3 separate regions of the Mus musculus genome follow, and regions 1 and 3 are each linked to region 2. The links are chromatin loops, found by intact Hi-C in ENCODE. Cell type or tissue: left cerebral cortex. All regions are shown on one strand.

The links. Peaks named below come from ENCODE experiments on the same cell type or tissue, not always from the same donor. Only the 100,000 strongest peaks of a DNase experiment are listed, where the experiment ranks them.
Region 1: it touches region 2 in a loop (9-fold over the local background); 22 of 42 quality-filtered maps call a loop at or near these places.
Region 3: a loop joins it to region 2, with 6 times the contacts of the local background. A loop is called at or near these places in 4 of 42 quality-filtered maps.

The regions. Positions count from the first base shown.
Region 1 is chr5:97,122,707-97,130,706 of GRCm38, reverse strand. No RefSeq gene overlaps it. Among named protein-coding and RNA genes, the nearest start is that of Gm33609, 5.1 kb to the left of the region's middle. In left cerebral cortex, CTCF peaks have their summits at 2,031 and 4,513 (motif pointing left); DNase peaks (open chromatin) are centred at 2,026 and 4,499.
Region 2 is chr5:98,324,807-98,332,806 of GRCm38, reverse strand. It overlaps Cfap299 (cilia and flagella associated protein 299), which reads right to left and starts at 3,503. Exons shown (of 6, transcript NM_001024614.1): 1 at 3,343-3,503. The coding sequence starts at 3,453. In left cerebral cortex, a CTCF peak has its summit at 3,290 (motif pointing right); a DNase peak (open chromatin) is centred at 3,288; H3K4me3 peaks cover 661 bases.
Region 3 is chr5:98,209,373-98,217,372 of GRCm38, reverse strand. No RefSeq gene overlaps it. Among named protein-coding and RNA genes, the nearest start is that of A730035I17Rik, 27 kb to the right of the region's middle. In left cerebral cortex, a CTCF peak has its summit at 4,676 (motif pointing left); no DNase peak of the experiment used is centred here.

The DNA.
Region 1 (8,000 bases), 1.2 Mb after region 2:
GTCAGACGTGTCCTTAGGACACTAAAATATTTACTAAGAAGCAACTTAAGATAGCCCCCTGTTAGAAGGAGCCCAGCCTCGTGGTTTATTCATCTGTCTACCCACCTGGAAAGTCAACCAGCCAGCCTTACATATTAAGAACCAATTCATGGATGTTTTTCATGTTGAACAATTAGGACTATCCAAAAGAAATTAGCCCTGTCTTCAAGAACTGTATGATATCAGTAATGTCAAATCATTTTATTTAACCAGTATCAGGATAATGGGCACACATTCCCAACATCTCAAGTATGTGTTTACTTACAAATTATGAGAAAGGACAACCAGGAAAATATTCTTGGTGAGCACAATACATATTATATCCTGCACAATGCATATTTATAGCCTGCTTAGATGTTCAAACACATAAGAAAGATGCACACAAAATCTGAAGCTCAGAGGAACAGTATGAGATATAAACAGCCGAGTTCAAATCAAGAAACTCTCACATCAGTGCTCTCAAAGACAGTACTCAGGTACTCCAAACTCTGCTGATACCCAGATACTCCAAAGTCTACTGCTCTCATCCGACGATCTCTGTGCACCCCATCTCCCGCATCCCATAGGTTTCCATTCCCTGCACCTCCATACATACCCTGTTATTATCACTCCAGCATACAATGTCAACACATTGAGAAGTGACATACCAATATCAGCTAGCCCCATTAAATTATCTGTATCATACAAACCTTGGACATAGGGGGGAAAATGATTTTGCTTTGGAAAAAATCCAAAGTTTCCTTGGTTTTAATTTTGTGTGGAGAGCTAAAGGAAACTTCAAAGAACTGGCTGAGGCTTAAGTAGAAAAAGCCATTCCCCATAAGTTCTTTTTTGCTGCCATTAACAACATCACAATGGACCGCCAAATTCTGCCACGCTATTGGCAACTATCCTCATATCACTAAAAGGAATGATCTTATCATTGACAGATGCTAAGACTCAGTGCTTTGAATCACACCATGTGTTACAAATTAAAATGGCTAAAATCACAATAATGCTAATCTGGAAAGAATAGGAGAAAAAAACAATTGCTAGGCACTGCAGGATCAACATCTTGATGTATCCCACAAGTATCAGTTTTAAAAAGTACATGAAGTTGAGTAACATATCAACCCAGATTGTCTACTGACCAATTTAAGACAATGAGACATAGAGTTGTTAATGATTATATATACATATATATGAACATATATATATATATGTAGTATGTTTTCATTTATGCTACAGCAATAGATCTGTTCAAACATAGGAAAATACTAAAAACTATACTTTGTGTATGAGAGAGGGTTAAAGTCATGGGAACTTTTGCCTTTATAAGCATAAATGCTCTGCCTAGAAGCTGATGCAGGAGGATGACCACGAGTTTCAGGCTAGTCTGGGTTGCAGAGTGAGACCTTGTTTGTCTTAAGAAGAAAGAGAAAGAGGAGGCAGTGGAAAGAACATCAACAAAAAAAATTTAAAGAAAATAAATAAAAAAATAAACTCTTCTAAGTTTGAATTTCTGCAATGATATTAATCTTTTTTAAATGATTTATTTGTTATTTATTTTTATATGTAAGTACACTGTAGCTGTCCTCAGACACACCAGGAGAGAGTGTCAGTTGTGAGCCACCAGGTGGTTGCTGGGGTTTGAACTCAGGACCTTTGGAAGAGCAGTTAGTGACCTTAACCACTGAGCCATCTCTCCAGCCCCCGGTAATATTACTCTTATAACGAGACATACGTAACTAGCAAAAGACAAATCCATTGAAAGAAATCATTATAATGTCCCAGGGAAACCTATTGAGCTAACAGTGAGAAAACTTGGGTTCAAAAGAAAATCAGTGGTCCCACTTACTAGCCATGACATAGGCCGCCATTAATAACGGTGGTGGTGCTGGTGCTGGCTGCTGCGATGGAAATGAGGCGCAAGCAACTGACTGAAGCCTGGACGCCTCTTCTGAAAATGCTTGTCTTACATTTTGTGTGCCAACATTGCCCTCTACCCAACACAGGGTGCATTGCAACCGGCTAAGAATATCCCAGATATCTATTCTTGCATCTTCCTCTAAGACGCTGCTGCACCCAGGACAAATCCCATAACTCTATTTGTAAGAACGTGTTAGACACATTCTTACAAATTCTCACAGAAAGTGAGGCTATCTTTTATTGATGAACAGGAAGTAACACGGGCCGATCCATGGGCAGCTTTTTGAGTTTCATTTCAATAGGTATTACCGCGTGGCAGGTACTGTACTGAGAGCTGGGATGTAGATATGAACGAAATACGGCACTTCCGGTTAGTGTGAATAGAGTCTCGCGTTCCAGTATGGAAACAGAATTAGGGTGTGCACATTTACCTTAGTGGGTTTGTTCGTGTTTACAGAAAAGTATTCCCCCCCAGGGAGCTCTCACTATTGCTTGCCCTATCCCTTTGGACAGGTAGGAGTTGGGTTTCTTTATCCTTAAATAGTCCGCCCATGCATTGGGGATTATTTAACTTTTTTTTTTTTTAAACATTAAAATCATTTTATTCACTGGTTCAATGAGGTCTTTTAAAAATTTATTTTAAGGCATTTTATTAAATATTTTCTTCATTTACATTTCAAATGCTATCTCCAAAGCCCCCTATACCCCCCCCCCCCCCCCGCCCTGCTCCCCAACCCACCCAGTCCTGCTTCCTGGCCCTGGTATTCCCCTGTACTGGGGCATATGATGTTTGCAATACCAAGGGCCTCTCCTCCGATTGTGTAGGGCTTCCTCTCAGGTTTCTAGACAAGATGAAAATGAATCCCAGGATGAGAGGAAACAAAGTTGCAGAGAGCAGAGTCCCAATGCCCGGAGTTGTGACTGGCTAGCTGCTTCCTCCTGGGGGATTTTTAAGACAGTTTCTCAAGGAAAGACTCTGCCTATGGTGGAATTTTAAGATCAGGTCTTTAAAGAGCATTCCTTGCAAAGGAAGAAATGGAAGAAAAGAATAGTCAGAACAGATGAACCAACAGGAAAAGGAGGGAAAAAAAGGCATTCCAGCTTTCTGACCAGCCCAGGAAAACTAGGGAGAGAATTTAGGATTCCTTGAAGCTAATGGCATGGATGTTTTCTTACACACATTGAACGCTGGCCATTCTCAGCTCATTTTAGGGAGTAAAGTCCTTAGGGATGAATCTTAATTGAAAATAAAAACTAACAAATACGAAGCCGGAGTGATGAGTCAGCAGTTTAAGCACTGGCCATTTAGAGAATCCAGACTCAATCCCAGCACCAGCGTGGCAGTTCACTGTTGCTCTAATTCCAGTCCAAGCACATCCCATGCCCTCTCCTGTTTCTGAGGACATTGCACAGGCACGTTGTAGTCGTACATGAAGGCAAAACACCTACACATAAAAAGATAGCAAAAATAATGCTAACTAGAAGCTAAAGATTAAGACAAATATCACCAATGGAAAGAGAAAGCAGGGCAGGCCAGGACTAATATCAGATTTTTTTTTTTAAACCAGTGCTCCAAAACCTGCTAGTAGTCCCCGAGTGCCCTCTGCTTTGTTGCTCTCTAGCTGTGTTTTCTTAAAACTTCTGGTTCTGTAGCTGAGAGTTAAGAATTCACTTTGATTTTCTTAACAATAATCCTCATGATTGACAAGCTAATGATTAGCAGGCCACCCCTGAAAAGTACCACCTCGACATTGCAGCTGATGGAATGGGTAAAAATCTCAGGTCACTGAGATGGGAACCCCTATGTTTCAAACAGTTACCAGAAAGCAAGCACTGTCTCTGAACACAACATTCTAACTGGCTAGAACCGTACAGGAGCTAAACACGGCTCCCATAGTGGGCCATGAAGACTGCAGCACAAGCCCAAAGGCGTGTCTTGTGATTGTCAGGTGTAGGACTAACACAGTTGTTAGTCCTGGGCCCTTTGATACCTCTGCTTCATGTTTCCATCCTACACTTGGCAAGATCCTGAGGGCCAGCATCTCTAGAACCAACTATGACTTCAGGGCAGCAGGAAAAACCAACTGAGACCCAGGTGGAAGTGAGGCCTATGAACTGGGCCACCACCAAAATACAGTCACAATTTATCAGCTGTCCATCTGACCTTACAAGCTCAGACCATTACCTGAAATCCTAAGAAGTCAAAAGTGAGCTAGAGGAATGGTTCGAGATGAAGCGCAGAGGGACCAAGCCTTCCTTCTGCCTCCTGTACCTAAGCTTCCGAAGTAACTTTCCTCATGAATTCCCTGAGGAAAATGGAACCGAAATTTAGACTTTACAAAAAATAAATCGTGGGTTTCTATCTTTTCATTAAATATAGTTTTCTAATGGTACGCCTAGTTTACATTTAGGATGTTTAACTCAAATATTGATAATAAACTGAGTCCCTTTCAAAAGCTTTTGCCAACCTTAAAACCTTTCATTTCTTTCCCTATCAGCATAGTCTTATGCAGCAGGGAAGTGGGGCAGGGTGGTCCAAGGGTAACGGTTCTGCGGGAGAAGAGTGCCATCTGCAGGAAAACAGTGTAACTACAGATAAAATGCACAGGTGACCCCTAGAACTCTGGAAGTGCCTCTCCCACAATAAAATCCCAACGGTAGTGTGGTCCTTCATATTGCATTTCCTAGCATTGAAAGCCAAAATAACATGACTTGAAAAGAGATGTTATTCAGAACACTGCTCTGGTTTTATTAGGAACCCTTGAAGACATAAAGGAATCTGTCCTTTAGTGTGTGTGTGTGTGTGTGTGAGTGTGTGTGTGTGTGTGTGTATCTGTGTGTGTCTGTGTGTCTGTGTGTCTGTGTGTGTTTTCACACGCTAGCGTGTAGACCAGAGTCAATGTCCATGGACTTTTACCTGTCCCTCTGCATTTTTTCTTTGAGACAGGCTGTTTTACTTGGCCAGGAGCTCACTGATTCAGCAAGGCTAGCGAGCCAGCAAGCTCCAGGGAGCCTCCACATCCAGAGGGCAGGATTACAGGCACATGTCATCATGTCCAGCTTTCCTCGTCCTTACCCACACAGGCGCTTCAATGACTGAGCAACGTCATTATTATAGACCTTATAAAAGGAGCTCACAACCGTCCACCTCCATGTACAACTCCAGGGTCTTCAACAAAGCTGGGGCGTACATATAGTTTGCGGAGTTCTGCTCCTCCTCATTCGGAATAGACACCCACCCTTCACTTTAGGGCACACAACCCCTTGTCTGCTCAATAAGTATTTGCTGTGCATACTTTCCAGTCCTGCGTTATTCAGCCTGTGTACAAAAAGCCAGCTCTGTTCTCTGACTTTGAAGAGTTTACAGTGGCTGATAAGACTCTGGGCACCCCAGCTCCCTTCGCTCACTCCACTCATCCTTAAAAATACACTTTATGCTTTAAATTCTTCCCCAGTCATCTCACTCCCAAGAACATTCAACTTCCTGTGGTTTGTTTTCTCAGTGTCGGTCTGGGCAATGCTGACCTATTCCGAAAGCGCCGCTGCGTTGCAAGGTACTCTGGGTAAATTGTGTCGAGCACATTCTGCACGTGGTAGGGATATGGCCCTAAGCTTCGCACAGCCAACAGCTGGATAACCAAGCCAGCGCTGTTCTGCCTCAGCTCTAAAAATGCCATTCAGACCCAAGAGAACTGTTAAACTCATTCTCACTTGTGAGAAGGACCTCACGTGCATAACTCTTTACCCGTTACATTGACTGTTCTTTCTTTCATGTTGGAATTTGTGTAGGATTTTGAGCTCTGCCGGAAGTAGTCCTGTTTCTAATCAAATTTAAGTGCTAAAAATAACGACACAGCAATTCGATCAAATAAGAAACACAATTTGCTCACTTACTAGAACCAAGTAGTCATGGGTTAGAATTCATGACTAAGAAATAAGTTTCAAAGAAAAAAAAATAGTTTTGTATCCCAAATTCTTCACTATTTTGTTTTCTTTACATTAATATTGTTCGCTAATTTTAAGAGGGCCCATTGACTGCACCTGATGAATATTTGATATCACTGGCTTTATTTAACTAACTCTTTCCAGTCTCTTAAACCGGGGATCTCATCAGACTTGAACAAACTTGTCAATGAGGCATTTATTCATCAGGAAATTAAAGATGCCACAGAAGAAGGAACTGAACATTATCAATGTCTTTTCTACAGCCAATACTTGGTGTATGTTTTCATTTGATACCCTCGACAAGTCATTAAGTTGCTTGGAATGAAGCTCACTTAACAGAAAGAAGACGCAAAGCCTCGTTCATAGGCAGTCACAGAGGTAATTCTCAGACTCATCTGGGCATAGAACCCATGCTCCCTCCATGATGCTGGAAAATGTTGGTAAGTGCTGGCTATGGTTTTAAAATTAAGATAGATCTGAGGCTGAGATCTGATGCTACCAAGATGAGTGCCGAGATAGAGAAGAAGCGCATAGATTAACAGACAAGGCCTCCCTCTGTAGCTGAGGCTGGCCTGGAACCCACAGAAATCCCCAATCTCTGCCTCCCTAAATCTGGGATTACAGGGTAAGTCAATACACCTGGGGTTTTTTGTTTTTGTTTTTTGGGTTTTTTTAGTTTTTTTTTTTAACCCTGTGGTTACTCACTTAGTGTCTTCTTGGTTATCAAACCATGTTTATCACTTGTAAGAGAATTCAGTGTTGAAAGTTCAGCCATTTGGAGATTAAACATCATTGTCCAATGTCTGTACATTGTTTATGATGAATCAGAACTCTCTCCTACTCTGTAAACATTTCAGAATAAAAGGCAGGACTCTTAGAGCAACAGAGGAGCTTAGCATCGGCAAGCTGTACTGTTTCCTGCTCTCTAGTGTGCCTCTGGGTAGTGTACCGGGGTGATGGGCTACAACTTGTAAGATGAAATAAACCCAAAGTATCAGGACACAGAGTAAGTCTCAACAAATACAGGGACTTGACATGGCTCCTGTATCCTATCAGATCAAACATACACAAAGTCATGAAGTAACAACTGCTGAATGGCAAGCGGGCAAGCCTAGAAGTCAAGGGCTGCTCTGGGTCACAGTGTTTATCCCAGTAGCAGAAATCAAACAAAGACAAACCCAGATGGCCTTCCACAGTGAGGAGGTGGTGGTCCACACCACGGTCCCAGCACTCAGACGACTCAGGCAAGGGCATCAGCAGTTTGAGGACAGCCTGGGGCAGCCTACCCTAGCACTCTAGCATGAAATAAAATGTAACAAAAGATGTGTGAGCAGAGCAGTACCTCTGCACAGCACACATATATACAAAGCAGACCACATCAAAAGCTGGTCGGGGGAAGGGATCTCTTATCCAGGCTTCGGTAGGCTGAAGAAGGAAAATCATGAGTTCCAAGAGATCCTAAGTAACACAGCAATATTCCGGTCACAACTAACAAACAATAATCATAACTTTTAAAAAAGAATGATCAAAACTGTCATGGAGGCACTTAATGGTCTAATTTGGGAGCATCCTCAAGCTAGAAACCAACTATCTTCCATTCTTTATTTTATGCTTATGCATGTGTTTATACTGTGAATAGTTTATGAGTCGGTAAGAAGAACAATGCTCTTGATTAAAAATTATTTCAGTATCAACCCTCTACATTTAATAAAGATGACATTTGAGTAGGTATGGCATTTGCCTATGTAACTTGATCTTCAAAGTTGTACCCCATAAAGTATCCCCCTCCTCATACTGTTATTCACACACTAACCATACAGAATAAAGATGTATATTGAAAACAATAAGAGAGAAACACCAAGGCACATATCTAGCAGGCCCATCAGAATAACAGCAGATTATTCAATTAAAACTTTAAAAGCAGGAGGCCTGGACAGATGCACTTCAAGTTCTGAAAGACAACAGTTTCCATCCCAGATTAACATACCCAGCAAAGCTTTCTGTCATCATTGAAGGAAAAAATGGAAACTTCCAGAAATTAAAATAGGTTAAAGGAATTTATAACCACTAAGCCAGCTCTACAGAAAACAATTGAATGAATCTGTCAG
Region 2 (8,000 bases):
TGTAACTCCTTCCATGGGTGTTTTGTTCCCAATTCTAAGAAGGGGCAAAGTGTCCACACTTTGGTCTTCCTTCTTCTTGAGTTTCATGCGTTTAGCAAATTGCATATTATATCTTGGGTATCCCAAGTTTCTGGGCTAATATCCACTTATCAGTGAGTACGTATTGTGTGAGTTCCTTTGTGATTGGGTTACCTCACTCAGGATGATGCCCTCCAGGTCCATCCATTTGGCTAGGAATTTCATAAATTCATTCTTTTTAATAGCTGAGTAGTACTCCATTGTGTAAATGTACCACATTTTCTGTATCCATTCCTCTGTTGAGGGGCATCTGGGTTCTTTCCAGCTTCTGGCTATTATAAATAAGGCTGCTATGAACATAGTGGAGCATGTGTCCTTCTTACCGGTTGGAACATCTTCTGGATATATGCCCAGAAGAGGTATTGTGGGATACTCCCGTAGTACTATGTCCAATTTTCTGAGGAACTGCCAGACTGATTTCCAGAGTGGTTGTACAAGCTTGCAATCCCACCAACAATTGAAGAGTGTTCCTCTTTCTCCACATCCTCGCCATCATCTGCTGTCACCTGAATTTTTGATCTTAGCCATTCTGACTGGTGTGAGGTGGAATCTCAGGGTTGTTTTGATTTGCATTTCCCTGATGATTAAGGATGTTGAACATCAAATCTAAGTGGATTAAGGAACTCCACATAAAACCAGAGACACTGAATGAAACTTATAGAGGAGAAAGTAGGGAAAAGCCTCAAAGATATGGGTACAGGGGAAAAATTCCTGAATAGAACAGCAATGGCTTGTGCTGTAAGATGGTGAATCGATAAATGGGACCTCATAAAGTTGCAAAGCTTCTGCAAGGCAAAAGACACTGTCAATAAGACGAAAAGACCACCAACAGATTGGGAAAGGATCTTTACCTATCCTAAATCAGATAGGGGACTAATATCCAATATATATAAAGAACTCAAAAAGGTGGACTCCAGAAAATCAAATAACCCCATTAAAAAATGGGGCTCAGAGCTGAACAAAGAATTCTCACCTGAGGAATACCGAATGGCAGAGAAGCACCTGAAAAAATGTTGGGAATTGGTTCTAAGGCTTTGTCTTAATTCAGCTCCCAAAGTCGCACTTCCAGACCTGAGGGTCCCCGCCCCCAGCTAGCTTCCTTTGGTAACCAAGAATTGCCTTACAAGCCGGGGCGTGGTGGTGCACACCTTTAATCCCAGCACTAGGGAGGCAGAGGCAGGCGTATTTCTGAGTTCAAGGCCAGCCTGGTCTACAAAGTGAGTTCCAGGACAGCCAAAGCTATACAGAGAAACCCTGTCTCAAAAAAAACAAACCAAAACAAACAAACAAACAGAATTGCCTTACAGCTGGGCAGAAAGTCAGGGAAGGACTTTTAGATTGTGCAGGCAAGGGGCAGAGGGAGAGAGGAGGAAGAGGAAGGAATCCGAGATGGGGGAACAAGGAGAACAGACCTAAAGGCCTAGGGCCCTAAAGGCCCGAGGTACCATTTCCTGATTGGGTTTGTGGTCGAAGAGATGAAATATGGATTTAGCAAATATTAATTCAAGAATACGGGAGGGGAATGTATACTAGCCATGGTGACTTTTAGAAGTGCCAAACCATTGAGCTAGTCAAAGCATATCAAAATTAGCTGGCGTGTCGTTGCGTGTGTGTGTGTGTGTGTGTGTGTGTGTGTGTGTGTGTGTGTGTGTACTGGGGATTAAACCTAGGGCCTCAAGCAAACCAGCAAGCACTCTACTACCGAGCTATATCCTTAGCCCAAAATGTTCTCAGTATTGGAAAAAAAAATATTTTGAGTAAAACTTCATGTCGTTTATATCTGTAATTAATTTATCCATGACTGGAATCCATTATCTAGGGAAATCTTTAAATCATTTTAATATTTCTTTCACCCCTTACCTGAGAAAAGAAATTCAACTGGAATTTTTATTTTTCCGGTAGTCCGCAGGCAGCCACTAAAGAGAAGGACTGTGTTTAGTCAGAGGGGCAGATGACTGGAAAAGGATCTAAAACCCATAGCTTAGCAATTTTGCTGAAGCTTGTCAATCATTTCTCCACTCACTGAACTGGTTGGTTTTATTAGATGATGCTAACTTATAGAATAAAAGTTGTTAATTAGTTCAGCAAAGCTAATGTTACTCGCTGCCGTGGCAATGCAGTTGTTTTAGTGTTCTGTCGTTATTTAGTGAACACGGGAAACAGAGGATGGAGACGCACTACTTCCGTCCCGCCAACCACGCTCCTCAACCTCCGGAGCATCACTACTTCCGCATCACTACTTCCGCATCACTACTTCCGCATCACTACTTCCGGTCTACCAACCAAGTGCCAACCGCGCTCCTCATCCTCTGGCCGGTCAGATAATTAAGATGGACTCACCCTTTCTCTTCCTACCTCCCCTTCTTTCTACATAAGCTTCTTGCAACATCTATTGTAATTATCAATTCAGTGGCTTCATTTCAGATGCAAGGATTTAAAGCAACTTCTGTGGGTTTAAAATATTGGCTAAAAGCAGGAGAGACGGCTTAAGGAAAAGGTGCTTGCTGCCAAACTTGAGTTCATTCCCTGGACACCACAGAATACAAGTTCAGAACCGATTCCAAGTTGCCCACTGACTTTTTATGCATGTGTGCGTACACACAAATGGAACTTTAAGTTACCCATCTAATAAACGTAAAAGCTTGGTTGTTTGGTGATATCGCTGCTGTTGCTGTTAAAAATCATGTTTTGTAACTATTTTAACAGATAATTTCAAAAGGGACAAATTTTCTTCATTTAAGATTATTTTCATACAGTGGCACCTATTTAAAAAGGAGGGGTGTCTATATGATAAACTGCCTTGTGCACAGGAGAAATGAGGGGAGTTGGCCAAATTCAAGTCCTTCCCAGAGTTCTGTAGGGTTGATTCTCCCCCCCCCCCCCCGCCCCCAATGGTGCTTGCTCTGTTTGTCCTTAATATGGAGATGGACTCCTTTGAAAACCTGAGCCCAGGCTGTGAGACTTGCAGTTGGGAGTTAGGAGCTCGGAGCTTGAAGATCCCTCCAACTAAGTCTTCTCGAGCATCCGGGACCTCCCGCTGCCCTGCCCTCAGGTGCACACAGCAACGCGTCCTCCTGGTTTTATGCCTTGTTACTACTTTACAGCGACCAAGTCGGCCTCTGTGCAGCGCACCAGCGTTTGGAGGGCTGGGGACTCCTGCAGCCTGCAGAGAAGTCTCTCGAAGCCAGAGGCCTGCGGTGAGCGCCGTCACCGCCAGGGGGCGACCAAGCCCCGCCGCGGCCAGCAAGACGGACCCGCGCTTACCTCCAGGTAGTACAGGTCGACCGTAGTGATCTGAGAGTCCAGGAAGTCTTCATAGGTGTTGAACTGTGTGACAATGTTGTCCACGGCCGTCAGCCCCTCGTCCTGATCCATCGCGGCTACACCGACGCGTCCCTAGTAACCGGTGTGGGCGGGCCGGACGCGCGCCGGTTGCGGGGGCGGGGCAGAGGGCGCTGCGCTGGCCCTGCCCCAGCCGGATCCCTGGGCGGCTTCTAACCCCTGGGAGCGGTCAGCCCTGCAGGGCAAACCCAACTTTTTTGGTGTAAAAGCCTTAGCAAAGTCCGAAGGTGCCTGCTCAGTGTTTGCAGTAAGAACCTCGACAGAAGAGTATCCCGGAAATCTAGGGGAAATAGTCTTGCTGGGTGCTTCAAAATAGCACGTGATCAGTTGTATAAATTACAACTTAAAGGCAAGTTATGGTTGGTTACTTGTGTGCCAGGAACAATGTATAAACTTCCCAAACGAAGCAGCCTTAGTGATCTCCTTTGCTCCTGCCTTCTGCCTTTCAGTTCCTTTACTTTTTGTTATTTAAATTTCAATAAGTTGAAAATTACTTGAAAAATCTTGCCTCCTTGAACGTCCTTTAAAAAATTGGGTTGGGGGGGAGGGATCCTAATCATGGAATGATATATCCCATTGAGAAGCTGATATTGACTTGTGTTTCTATTTACTCATTTCTTTAAAATACTATAGTATAAAATTGAATCTGAAACATTTCTCATTAGAGCAGACTTGTACAACTGTTTCCACACCAGAAGCACAGATGCTTGCTGTTATGCCAAGGGACTTTACAATCATCTCAGCATTTGTAGAAATCAAATCAGATTCTGCAATGAATCTTTTCCATTTTTTGGGGGGGAGGGGGGCAAAGTAAAGCCAGGTCTATTTAAGACCCCAAGTTGCACAATAAGTTATAGCTTTATTTTAAAAACAGGCTACCAACAATTTATATTGTATAATTATCTAGAAAGCTATAGAAACTAAACTCCAAGCATAGAGGGGAAAAAATTTCATGTGGCCTAAAACATTATCACAAGTAGAGAGGAGAGGTCTCTGTACTGTCTGGTCCAAAAGAAACTTGAGGACAAGTGCCTTTTGTGTCTTTTAGCATTCTGAAGGGCAAGCTGGCCTCTAGGCATCTCATGTACCTGGTTTCAAGTCCAAGCTGACATTCAGGCTCCTCCTAGCTCCTCTCATATCAGCTTCTCAGTCCTACAGAACCCTGACCTTTCAGCCATGTGCTCTCTTACCACCCACCCCCTCTCTGTCCCAGAGGCATTATTCTGGGTGTGTTGAACACAACAGAAAGCTTAAAAAAAAAAAAAAAAGTTTCTGCCGCTGGGGTCCACAGGATATGAAACTTGCTTCCGTGTGGTGATTGATTTGAATTTACCACATACCAGCCCTGTTCTAAGTACCATACAATCTCCATTATTTCGTTTAATCACAACAACAAACTCACTAGAAAACCAGCATTGGTGTTATCCTCCATATGGAGACAGGATGAGTTTAAATGACTTGGCCAAAGTGTCGGGTGCAAAAAAGCAAACCCAAAAAATAACAATAGTCCTTTTCTCTCACAGGGGCATGTGGATGTAAAGATAGGTTATAAAGAGCTGTGTAAAACCAAATACAGAAGTTTGTTTATTAGAAAGAAAAATAAACGTGTGGTAAGGAACACGGATTGATACAAAGCCTAGAAACAGTAGGCGCATCTTCCAAACTGTGGAGGCAAGAAACGCAAGTTCTGTGTGGGATGGAGGGAGAGGTGGACAGTAGGGAGGGGCACAGGAAAGAGGATTGGAAGGAGGAAGCTGACTGAAGTTGAAAGGTGTAGTAAAAGAGATTTCAAACGAGACCAGCCGTGGACCCAAACAGGAGAAGCTGTGGTGGCCATGGCTTCAGAATGGAACTCACACTACTGCACGCTGCTCGTCTAGGGGGTGCTGGGCTGTGCTTACATGTGTTACCGCTGTTTCTGCCATCCTCCCACACCAAGGTTTTATCGTCCTCTTGAAATCATAAAACAGCTAAGGAATGTTGGAATTCCTGACCCTGTGGCACTCTGATATCAAGGACGATTTCTACCTTCATTGTTCTAGCATGATCCATTGCAGTTGTACGTTTTTTAGGGATGCTTCATTAAACTGACCACGCAGACAGAAACCGCACGGTCAGAAGCTCTTTGGTGAAATGATCTTGAAAGCATAGAAATTTAAACAACTTAAAGGTATTTCCAATCAAGGACTCTAATGCTGCCCAAACACTTTTAACAGAGCAGTGTCTTTGTTAATAGTGAAAGAAATTTATAAATTTAGACCATTCTACACAGAAAGGTTAAAATTACAGTAAGCCCAACAACACAAGTCTTCTAGATTTTCACTTTGGGTTCAGAAACACTTTAGACCTGAGCCTGAAAAATGCCAAGAAGGAATGGCAACCATGAAATATGTAAGATTAAGCAAGTCTCTTTTCTATGGTGAGGCCTTTGTTATGACGAAGAAATACTTTATTTTGGAAACCATAAATTCCTTCTTCAAGTCTGGGACTTTTAAACATTGAATCCAGGAATTTAGCACCGATCCCAGAAATTCTATTCTTTGCCAAAAGATGGGGAATATATATTTCACAACAAACTGCAGGGTGTAAGAGAGAAGAGACATATGGAAGAATAAGAAAATACATGCCCTATTCAGCTTAGCTACAGAGTAAAGAAGGCCATACTATAAAGAAAAGGGCATAGGGAAAACCAAACCCTAGCATTTCTTTGAAACAAATGGGCTTTCTTCTATTCTCACTAGAGCAGGATGAAGTCATTTCAAACTACACTCTATCTTTTTCTTTTCCCAAATAATTAGTAATATCCTATGCTAGCTGGGAAAGTAAGTAGAGATTGTAATTTTTGTACGTGGACATGATAGGAAAGGGGTGCTGTGCTAATTATGTTAATAAATGCTAAACACTCTGAGTAAGAACTTGAGGTCCCATTAGGAGGGACTTAATACATTACCATATTGTAGGAAAGAAAAACACATGCTCTCTCTAATAAGATAAGCAATTTGTGTCTGATGTTACCCAACTGTCTGTGATTGCAGGTGAGGGCTATTGCTTAATCATGAGCCAAGGAGAACTTTGTGTGTGTGTGTGTGTGTGTGTGTGTGTGTGTGTGTGTGTGTGTGTGTGTGTGTGTGCTTTGTAATAATGATGACAATGAATGCGGTTAAGCTATTTCTTGGGATGAGGTCACTGGGTTTCCACAGTCTTGTAACTTAGCATGTTGAACTTCCCGGCATGTCAGTCACAGAGACATAGTTGTTCATATGTCGTAATTCATGAACTTTCCATTCTTCTTCAACAGCTGACAGTGCGATAGAGTTCAGAAGGAAGACAATAAAAGATGGATTTGTTTCCAGGTTTGAGATTGACCAATATCAGCAGCTGATAAAAAAAAAAATCCAATGTACTACGTGATAAGATCCCCTGGTTGTCTGTGGTTCTTTGACCTGGGATGGAGTCTAATAATATTTCTCTCTTCCATTAGCATTGTCTATTGGTGTTGTCCTTTCTCATGGCTTGTTTAGACAGCCATATTTTTTAGGTATTCTGGGCGAAGCTTCCCTGTTATTTCTAGGAGACACAATCTCACAGCAGATTTACTGATGCTCTGGCTATTAGAATCTTCCTGCCACCTCTGCCAAATGTTTCTTGAGCTCTAAGTACAGGAGATGTGTTGTAAGTGTATTCATTAGAACTGATACCCCCATGATCTTTCTGCATTTGGACCAGTTCTGGATTCCTCTAACGGTCTCTTGCAAAAAGAAGTTCCTTTGATGCGGGTTAGGAGCTATGCTTACCAGTTTAGTGATAAGTACTTAGAATGCAGTTGGGACTTGGTCTGGTTTTGTAAAGTGTCACTAATGAGTTCTTTCCTGAGGTCTAGGACCTCACTAGTCCCCTGGTTAGGTGGGTAGCTTTCCTAGTACCAAGCATGATTTCCCTCCTGTACTGGCTGGTTTAGTGTGTCAACTGGACACAATCTGGAGATATCACAGAGGAAAGAGCCTATCTTAAGGAAATGCCTCCATGAGATCCAGCTGCAAGGCATTTTCTCAATTAGTGATCAAGCGGGGAAGGCCCCTTGTGGGTGGTGCCATCTCCGGGCTGGTAGTCTTGGGTTCTATAAGAAAGTAAGCTGAGAAAGTCAGGGGATGCAAGCCAGTAAAGAACATCCCTCCATGGCCTCTGTACCAGCTCCTGCTTCCTGACCTGCTTGAGTTGCAGTCTTGACTTCTTTTTGTGATGGACAGCAATGTGGAAGTGTAAGCTGAATAAACCCTTTCCTCCTCAGCTTACTTCTTGGTCATGATGTTTGTGCAGGAATAGAAACCCTGACTAAGGCACCTCCTTTTGAGCAGGCTTTAAGTCCAACTAGACAACTATTGGTTATGACAAGGCAACTATCGCACGTGTAGGAGTGCCTTGCCATGCTGATCCTTGCTGTGGTTCATAGGATCACATATGGGTAGAAATGTGGGTGGCTGCCCTCCCTTGGCAGCTCATATAGCACGTTTCAGAACTATGAAAGTTTGTCTTGAGGCTGGACAGATGCTGCACAGTTACGAAGAGCACTGGATTCTCTT
Region 3 (8,000 bases), 120 kb after region 2:
AGCTGAGTATCTGCCTGACGGACCCAGGAACTCCTGAATTACAGTCAGTTCCTGACCTTGTGCCAGTGCAGATTCAGATTCATTTAATGTCTTGCTACTGCCGTCTTGATTCTTATTAACTTTGCATGGAATTTCCCTTTGGAAATGAAATCTAATGGGAGTGAGCAGAGGACCTAGGTACAGTGGCAGTGTCTGCCGCTGTTCCTGACTGTCCCACCTCTGAAATGGCACTCCTGTTCATCTACCATACATGGGAAGCCAGCGAGGCTCACAGTGGTAGTCAGGCCTGTGGCTGCACCTAAGAGTGAGCCAGGATGAGAAGGGTCTTGCTGGACGTCCCAGAGATCACGTTCTCGAAACTTACTTTGAATGCAGAAGGAAAGAGACAGTATTAGACTATTTTCTGTGTTGGACAACCACATCTGTTAACGACCATTCCTTCTTTACTAGGGATCTAATATCAAAAGTAGTATTGGGGGCTGGAGATATGGCTCAGCGGTTAAGAGCACCGACTGCTCTTCCGAAGGTCCTGAGTTCAAATCCCAGCAACCACATGGTGGCTCACAACCATCTGTAATGAGATCTGACGCCCTCTTCTGGAATGTCTGAAGACAGCTATTATGTGCTTACATATAATAAATATTAAATAAGTCTTTAAAAAATAAATAAAAAAGTAGTATTGAAAAAAAAGATGTCTCTGTATAATTATGATTCTTTTTGTGCATGTTTTCACTGCCCTGTGAAGACAAAATTTATACAAGGGGTCTGTGTATGTTTGTGTGTGTGTGTGTGTGTGTGTGTGAGAGAGAGAGAGAGAGAGAGAGAGAGAGAGAGAGAGAGAGAGGGGTACAGTTAAAATCATCAGTTAAAATTGTCTTTGTATGAGTGAACATAAACAATAAAAATATGAATTGAAATTTAGAATTTTAGTTTCTCTTAGTGCAACATTAAGTGACTTAAAATCATAAGGTTTGAGCCCCTCAAGCCCGTATACTTGAGTGTTTTAATAGTACTGTCTTCATTTTCACAAGGCTCTCTGGATCATGTAATCAGAAGGGCCTCAGGCATCCACACCACCTCCTTTCCATAATCATGTCTTTGTGCTTGTTTACTAGAGCCTCAGATTCTGTCACGATGACAAAAGCTTGCCATGCCCCAATTCCAAGAAGCCCGCAATGGTGGACGGGTTGTTACACAAAGAGCCACCATGGACTTGAGTTTCCATTTTCCCAGAACTGAGTCTTTGTCACCATGTACCTCGAGGGAAAATTATTTATATCTTCTAGCTAAAAGTTTTTTAATTGTAAGTGATTAAGTTATCTCTATGTAACTTTCACGCTCAAAGAAATAAACTCCACACTAAGCCCATGTAAATGACTAGATGGCTATAGCTGTGGACAGTTCTTTGTATTATGGGAGAAAAGGATATGGATATCTGAGACAGGAAAGAAGGCAAACATCCAAGCATGAACTGCTTCATTTTCTACAGAATCAGTTCAATGAATGAACCCCTCCCGTAGAAGGCTAAGGAAGAAGTAAGTCGAGGCTAGACATCAGTGCCTATCATGTGAGATAGACCTACTGAGTGCCAGGCACTTCTGCCGTTGTTCTTTCATGCTATCACGGCAAGCGCATGGGGTACATCTTATAACTGCCATTTTTAAAAATGAAGCAAATGAGGCTATGGGTGAAGGAAACTTCCTGAAGTCATACTATCAGTACAGTGATAATATTTTAAGCCTAGGCATCGGCGCCAACAAAAACATATACTTTTCTAACTATAATAGAGAAAAATACACCATGGGTAAACTGAAGGAAATTACTAGGAAAAAAGTTCTAATTTGTGGACATGGAAAAGGAAATCCTTTTCAATGTTAAAATAGCATGAATCTGTCTTTCCTTAAACATGATTTTGCTAATCTGAGGGTCAAATCCAGAGCCTTGCTCATACCAAGTAAGTATTTAACCGCTGAGCTGCCCTTGTGCTATTCAATTGACTGGCAGCGTCCCTCTATGTAGCTCCAGCTATCTTTAAACTTTCTGTATAACCCTGGCTGGCTTCAAACTCTGGGTCCTCCTGCCTCAGCTTCCAGAGTGCCAGGACTGCACACCTACACCATCCTCTCTTGCTCTTATCTCCAATCCTGCGCATCATTTATCTCCCTCAGCCTGACCTTTCTGAACAAGGCTAATTTACTGTGCTAGTTTCCCAGCCTAATTTCTTTAGAACATGGAAATCAGGCTTCCTTCCAGCTTTTCAATCCTATATTCAACTCAAAATATAATTGGACAAAGCTAAACTTTTGTTTTCTAAACAACCATATTTTCTTTGTAATCAGACAGAAGAAAACTCAGTCAGCAATAAGTCTCCACTAAATTCTCCAGTAAAGCCAGGAACAGACTCCCAAGTGTCCTGCTTCTTGTATTACATACTCTGATAGTTATTTTTGCTTGCTCATTCCAAGTCCAGCTATATATCCTGTGACCCAATCCTGACTACTTGACATTCATAATACCCAGGTGTGCCAAATTAGTGATCATTAAACAATGTTGTGCATGCTCGTTCTTTGACTCACCCATTCCTTGGGTCCACAGCAACCAACTGCAAACAGCAGCAGCCTAACAACAGTTCTTTACGGTGCTGTCAAACAGCCTGAGCTCGGTGTTACTTTGTAGCAGCTCATGTTTGAAAGCTTTGCAAGAAAAACATGGTTTCTTCTTCAGGGGTTATAGAGATACTACTCAGCCAGGTTAGTTCATCATTGTGCTGTTCTGAAACTTGAATAAGAGTCTATGTGAGAGAATGAGATTGATAAACTATGTAAGAACTGTATGACTGCAAGTCAGTCCTGTGGAAGTGACAAAATTACAAAGCTGACAGGCACACTTGGAAGTGTGTGGCTTCTAGAAGGTTTCTGGTTTCCATTAGTTGGCAGGGATTGAATTAGGTATTTTCTTAACTGTTGTTGTTGTTTTTTCTCTCAGAGAGTGCACTGGAAGATGAGGGCAGCCACATGCAGTGTACAGCCCTTCTGCTGTCTTTGCCACCTGACACTGATCTACAGTCATCTCCTGCCTGGATTATTGCAGGGTTTCTTGATCATACTATTTTCATCTTTGCTTCCTTACCTATATTCCAGTTTCAACATGGCTACCAGAATATTGATTTTACAACTGAAATCATGCCAGTTCTCTAAAGGCCGAAGATGATAATGGGAGCCTGGTATGGTGGCACATGACTTTAATCACAGTACATGGAAAGAAGAGACTCGAGGGCCTCTGAGTTTATAGAGTAAATTCCAAGACAGCCAGGGCTATGCAGAGAAATTCTGATTAAAAAAAATAAAAGACAAAAACATGTATCCTATCAGTGCAGTGACCACTATGGCATGGTACAGTTAGACTGGTAAGGACTGAAATAATGAGGTATGAACTATATTTTCTAGTGGGGTGTGTGTAGGAAAAATTAGTGAAGTGTCTGTGAAATTGCAGAATCAAGAGTCCAGGTACCTTTGAGGTGTATTTTGAATAAGAAGTTGTGAGACTAGAGTTATACTGAGCTGCTGTGATAAAGGACAGTATGAGTGGGCCAAATTAGGGAAGGGGTCAGGAGTTAAGACCCTTGTCTGGTGTTCTATGTCACATAAGTAGGCGAGGGACCGTAATGACCTTAAGAGACAGGCAGGGTTTTAGAAGCCAACATAATTTCTGCACATCAACAAATAGCACTACTCCCTGGCCTAAGCCTATTCAAACCACCCACTTGTTGTAGGGAAATATCAAGTTTAAATGTCCTTGATTTTGACTGAAATTTCACGTAACTGAGAAGTGTTTGAAGATCAGTAACTATGTTAATATTGGAAGGATACAGTGGGCATTTGAGAATCCCAGAGGCCCTTCGTATATGGACAAGACTGCTTATAGTGATTGCATTCTATACAAGTAGTAGCATTGACACAACAGAAGCTTGCGAGTGTTTTGGTGCTCAACTTGAAAGAAAAATGGTTTTAAGATGTCTTTTTGTTAAATTAGATATGTTACGAGCTTAGAATTTTCCCGTGTGTGTGTGTGTGTGTGTGTGTGTGTGTATGTGTGTGTGTGTGTTGTGTGTGTTACCGTAAGTAAATCCTTGGGGCTACATCTAGGCAAGTGCTCTACCACCAAGCTGAGCTAAACTCCCAGTCCTAAGCCTTTACTTTTTTACAAACTGGATCAACATCTAGTTTAATAAATACTGGGGGAAATAAAAAATGATGGGATTCTTGTCAGAGATTCAAGCCAACCGATGGTGCTTTTGTGGAAGTGCTGCTATTTGTAGCAAGAGAAGGTGACTGAATGGGCACTTCACAGTCTGCAGCCCTCGGTGCCTTGTTTGTGGAAATACAGCCTTGCAAAGTTCACTAGAACTTCAGGAGATGAGCACAGCTTGCTTGGGTTCCAATAGTGGCATTTAACAATCAGAAATAGTGTGGAATTAGTGAGGGACCCAAAACAATCAGAAATATCACCACAGAAATCTTACTTGAGAAATGACTGTATGCAGCCTCTCGGGTAAATCACAGCTTCAGTAACAGCTTCTAACCAGAAATTCGGGGACACAGAGGGAGCAGAAATAGTAGCTAGAATCAAGACTCACTTTTCAGCTATTTGGAGAAACGAGTTGAAAAGTGACCTCTAGTGGGCTTTTTCTTCACCGGGAAAGTTGGCCCTTTTGTTTTGAAAGAGTAAGTTTTTCTTGCCTCCCCCTTCCCCAGTATTTATGTATTTATTTATTTACTTACTCTGTCACTCAGGTCAACATTAAACAAGTCACTCAGGAGAGCATCAAAATCAAACTTAGAAACTTAGCATATTTATTTCAATTGCATTTAAGTTCTAAAATCCGTATTTCGAGGGAAACTCACGAATTCTACTGGTTTGATCTAACTAACATGTTTGAAATAAGGTAAACTTTAAAAGACAGGTTTGTTGTTGCTGCTTTTGGGGATTGTCTGTTTGTTAATTTTTGGTTTTGTTTGCACGGCATCTTGTTTATCAGACAAACATGTTTGTCTGGTCAGCCTATGTCATAGCACAAAGCACCATCGGTTGGCTTGAATCTCTGACAAGAATCCCATCATTTTTGATTACCCCCCAGTATTTATTAAACTAGACTAGCTCAGAACTGTGAGCAACAAATCAGGACAACCCAGTTCATATACTCCTGGGCCTGAAGGTCACTGGATTTGCCACCCACATATGGAAATGCCCTACAGCATATATTTCCACAACTGACCAGACAGTGTATGCTGGTCCATTGAATTCTAAAATAAAGTCAACCCTCTGCCATGAACAAGTTGAACAAGGGCCATAAATCAGTATCGGTTGCTTCTTGGTTCAGGATCTGGAGTTTACTCCATTTAATAATACACGTTGAAAACACTCATGGTATGTTGGGAGCCGCCCCCACATTCGCCGTCACAAGATGGCGCTGACATCCTGTGTTCTAAGTGGTAAACAAATAATCTGCGCATGAGCCAAGGGTATTTTATGACTACTTGTACTCTACCTTTCCCGTGAACGTCAGCTCGGCCATGGGCTGCAGCCAATCAGGGAGTGATGCGTCCTAGGCGAAATATAACTCTCCTAAAGAGGGAAGGGGTTTCGGTTTCATTATTGAAGGGGCTTTCGTTTTTGGGGCTGGGCGCTGGGCGCTTGCCCTCCTGGCTCCCAAAGATGTAAGCAATAAAGTTTTGCCGCAGAAGATTCTGGTCTGTTGCGTCTTTCCTGGCCGGGCGTGAGAACGCGTCTAATAACAATTGGTGCCGAAACCCGGGACGAGAAAAAACTCGGGACTGGCGCAAGGAAGATCCCTCATTCCAGAACCAGAACTGCGGGTCGCGGTAATAAAGGTTCCCGTAAAGCAGACTGTTAAGAAGGATTCAACTGTATGAATTCAGAACTTTTCAGCTGGGGAACGAGAGTACCCGTAAGTATAGCTTTACGAGGTAAGCCTGGCCTTGAACTTTCTAAGGAAATTCAAGACAGTCTATCAGAAGTAAAGTGGAATATGTTTGGCCTTGAATTTTTTCTAATGTTAGGAGCCCTTTTGTTCCTTTTCACATGTTATCAGGTGATTAAGATAGGGCTGAAAATTCTGGATGAAATTCAGGGCAATCTATCAGAAGTAAAGCGGGGAGAGAGAGTAGGAGCAAAGAGAAAATATGGTACACAAAATAAGTATACAGGCCTTTCCAAGGGTCTTGAACCCGAGGAAAAGTTTAGGTCAGGTAAGAATACCTGGGGAGAGATTAGAAGGAAGGAAAAGAAAAAAGAAAAGAAAAAAGATTGATTAGCGGAGGTCTCTAGGAGATACTCGTCACTAGATGAGCTCAGGAAGCCAGCTCTTAGTAGTTCTGAAGCAGATGAAGAATTCTCCTCTGAGGAAACAGACTGGGAGGAAGAAGCAGCCCATTACCAGCCAGCTAATTGGTCAAGAAAAAAGCCAAAAGCGGCTGGCGAAAGCCAGCGTACTGTTCAACCTCCCGGCAGTCGGTTTCAAGGTCCGCCCTATGCGGAGCCCCCGCCCTGCGTAGTGCGTCAGCAATGCGCAGAGAGATGCGCAGAGAGGCAATGCGCAGAGAGATGCGCAGAGAGGCAATGCGCAGAGAGATGCGCAGAGAGGCAATGCGCAGAGAGATGCGCAGAGAGGCAGTGCGCAGAGAGATGCGCAGAGAGGCAGTGCGCAGAGAGGCAGTGCGCAGACTCATTCATTCCCAGAGAGGAACAAAGGAAAATACAACAGGCATTTCCAGTCTTTGAAGGAGCCGAGGGTGGGCGTGTCCACGCTCCGGTAGAATACTTACAAATTAAAGAAATTGCCGAGTCGGTCCGTAAATACGGAACCAATGCTAATTTTACCTTGGTGCAGTTAGACAGGCTTGCCGGCATGGCACTAACTCCTGCCGACTGGCAAACGGTTGTAAAAGCCGCTCTCCCTAGTATGGGCAAATATATGGAATGGAGAGCTCTTTGGCATGAAACTGCACAAGCGCAGGCCCGAGCAAACGCAGCTGCTTTGACTCCAGAGCAGAGAGATTGGACTTTTGACTTGTTAACGGGTCAGGGAGCTTATTCTGCTGATCAAACAAACTACCATTGGGGAGCTTATGCCCAGATTTCTTCCACGGCTATTAGGGCCTGGAAGGCGCTCTCCCGAGCAGGTGAAACCACTGGTCAATTAACAAAAGTTGTCCAGGGACCTCAGGAATCCTTCTCAGATTTTGTGGCCAGAATGACAGAGGCAGCAGAGCGTATTTTTGGAGAGTCAGAGCAAGCTGCGCCTCTGGTAGAACAGCTAATCTATGAGCAAGCCACAAAGGAGTGCCGAGCGGCCATAGCCCCAAGAAAGAACAAAGGCTTACAAGACTGGCTCAGGGTCTGTCGAGAGCTTGGGGGACCTCTCACCAATGCAGGCTTAGCGGCCGCCATCCTTCAATCTCAGAACCGCTCCATGGGCAGAAATAATCAGAGGACATGTTTTAATTGCGGAAAGCCTGGGCATTTTAAGAAAGATTGCAGAGCTCCAGATAAACAGGGAGGGACTCTCACTCTTTGCTCTAAGTGTGGCAAGGGTTATCATAGAGCTGACCAGTGTCGCTCTGTGAGGGATATAAAGGGCAGAGTCCTTCCCCCACCTGATAGTCAATCAGCTTATGTGCCAAAAAACGGGTCATCGGGCCCTCGGTCCCAGGGCCCTCAAAGATATGGGAACCGGTTTGTCAGGACCCAGGAAGCAGTCAGAGAGGCGACCCAGGAAGACCCACAAGGGTGGACCTGCGTGCCGCCTCCGACTTCCTACTAATGCCTCAAATGAGTATTCAGCCGGTGCCGGTGGAGCCTATACCATCCTTGCCCCCGGGAACCATGGGCCTTATTCTCGGCCGGGGTTCACTCACCTTACAGGGCTTAGTAGTCCACCCTGGAGTTATGGATTGTCAACATTCCCCTGAAATACAGGT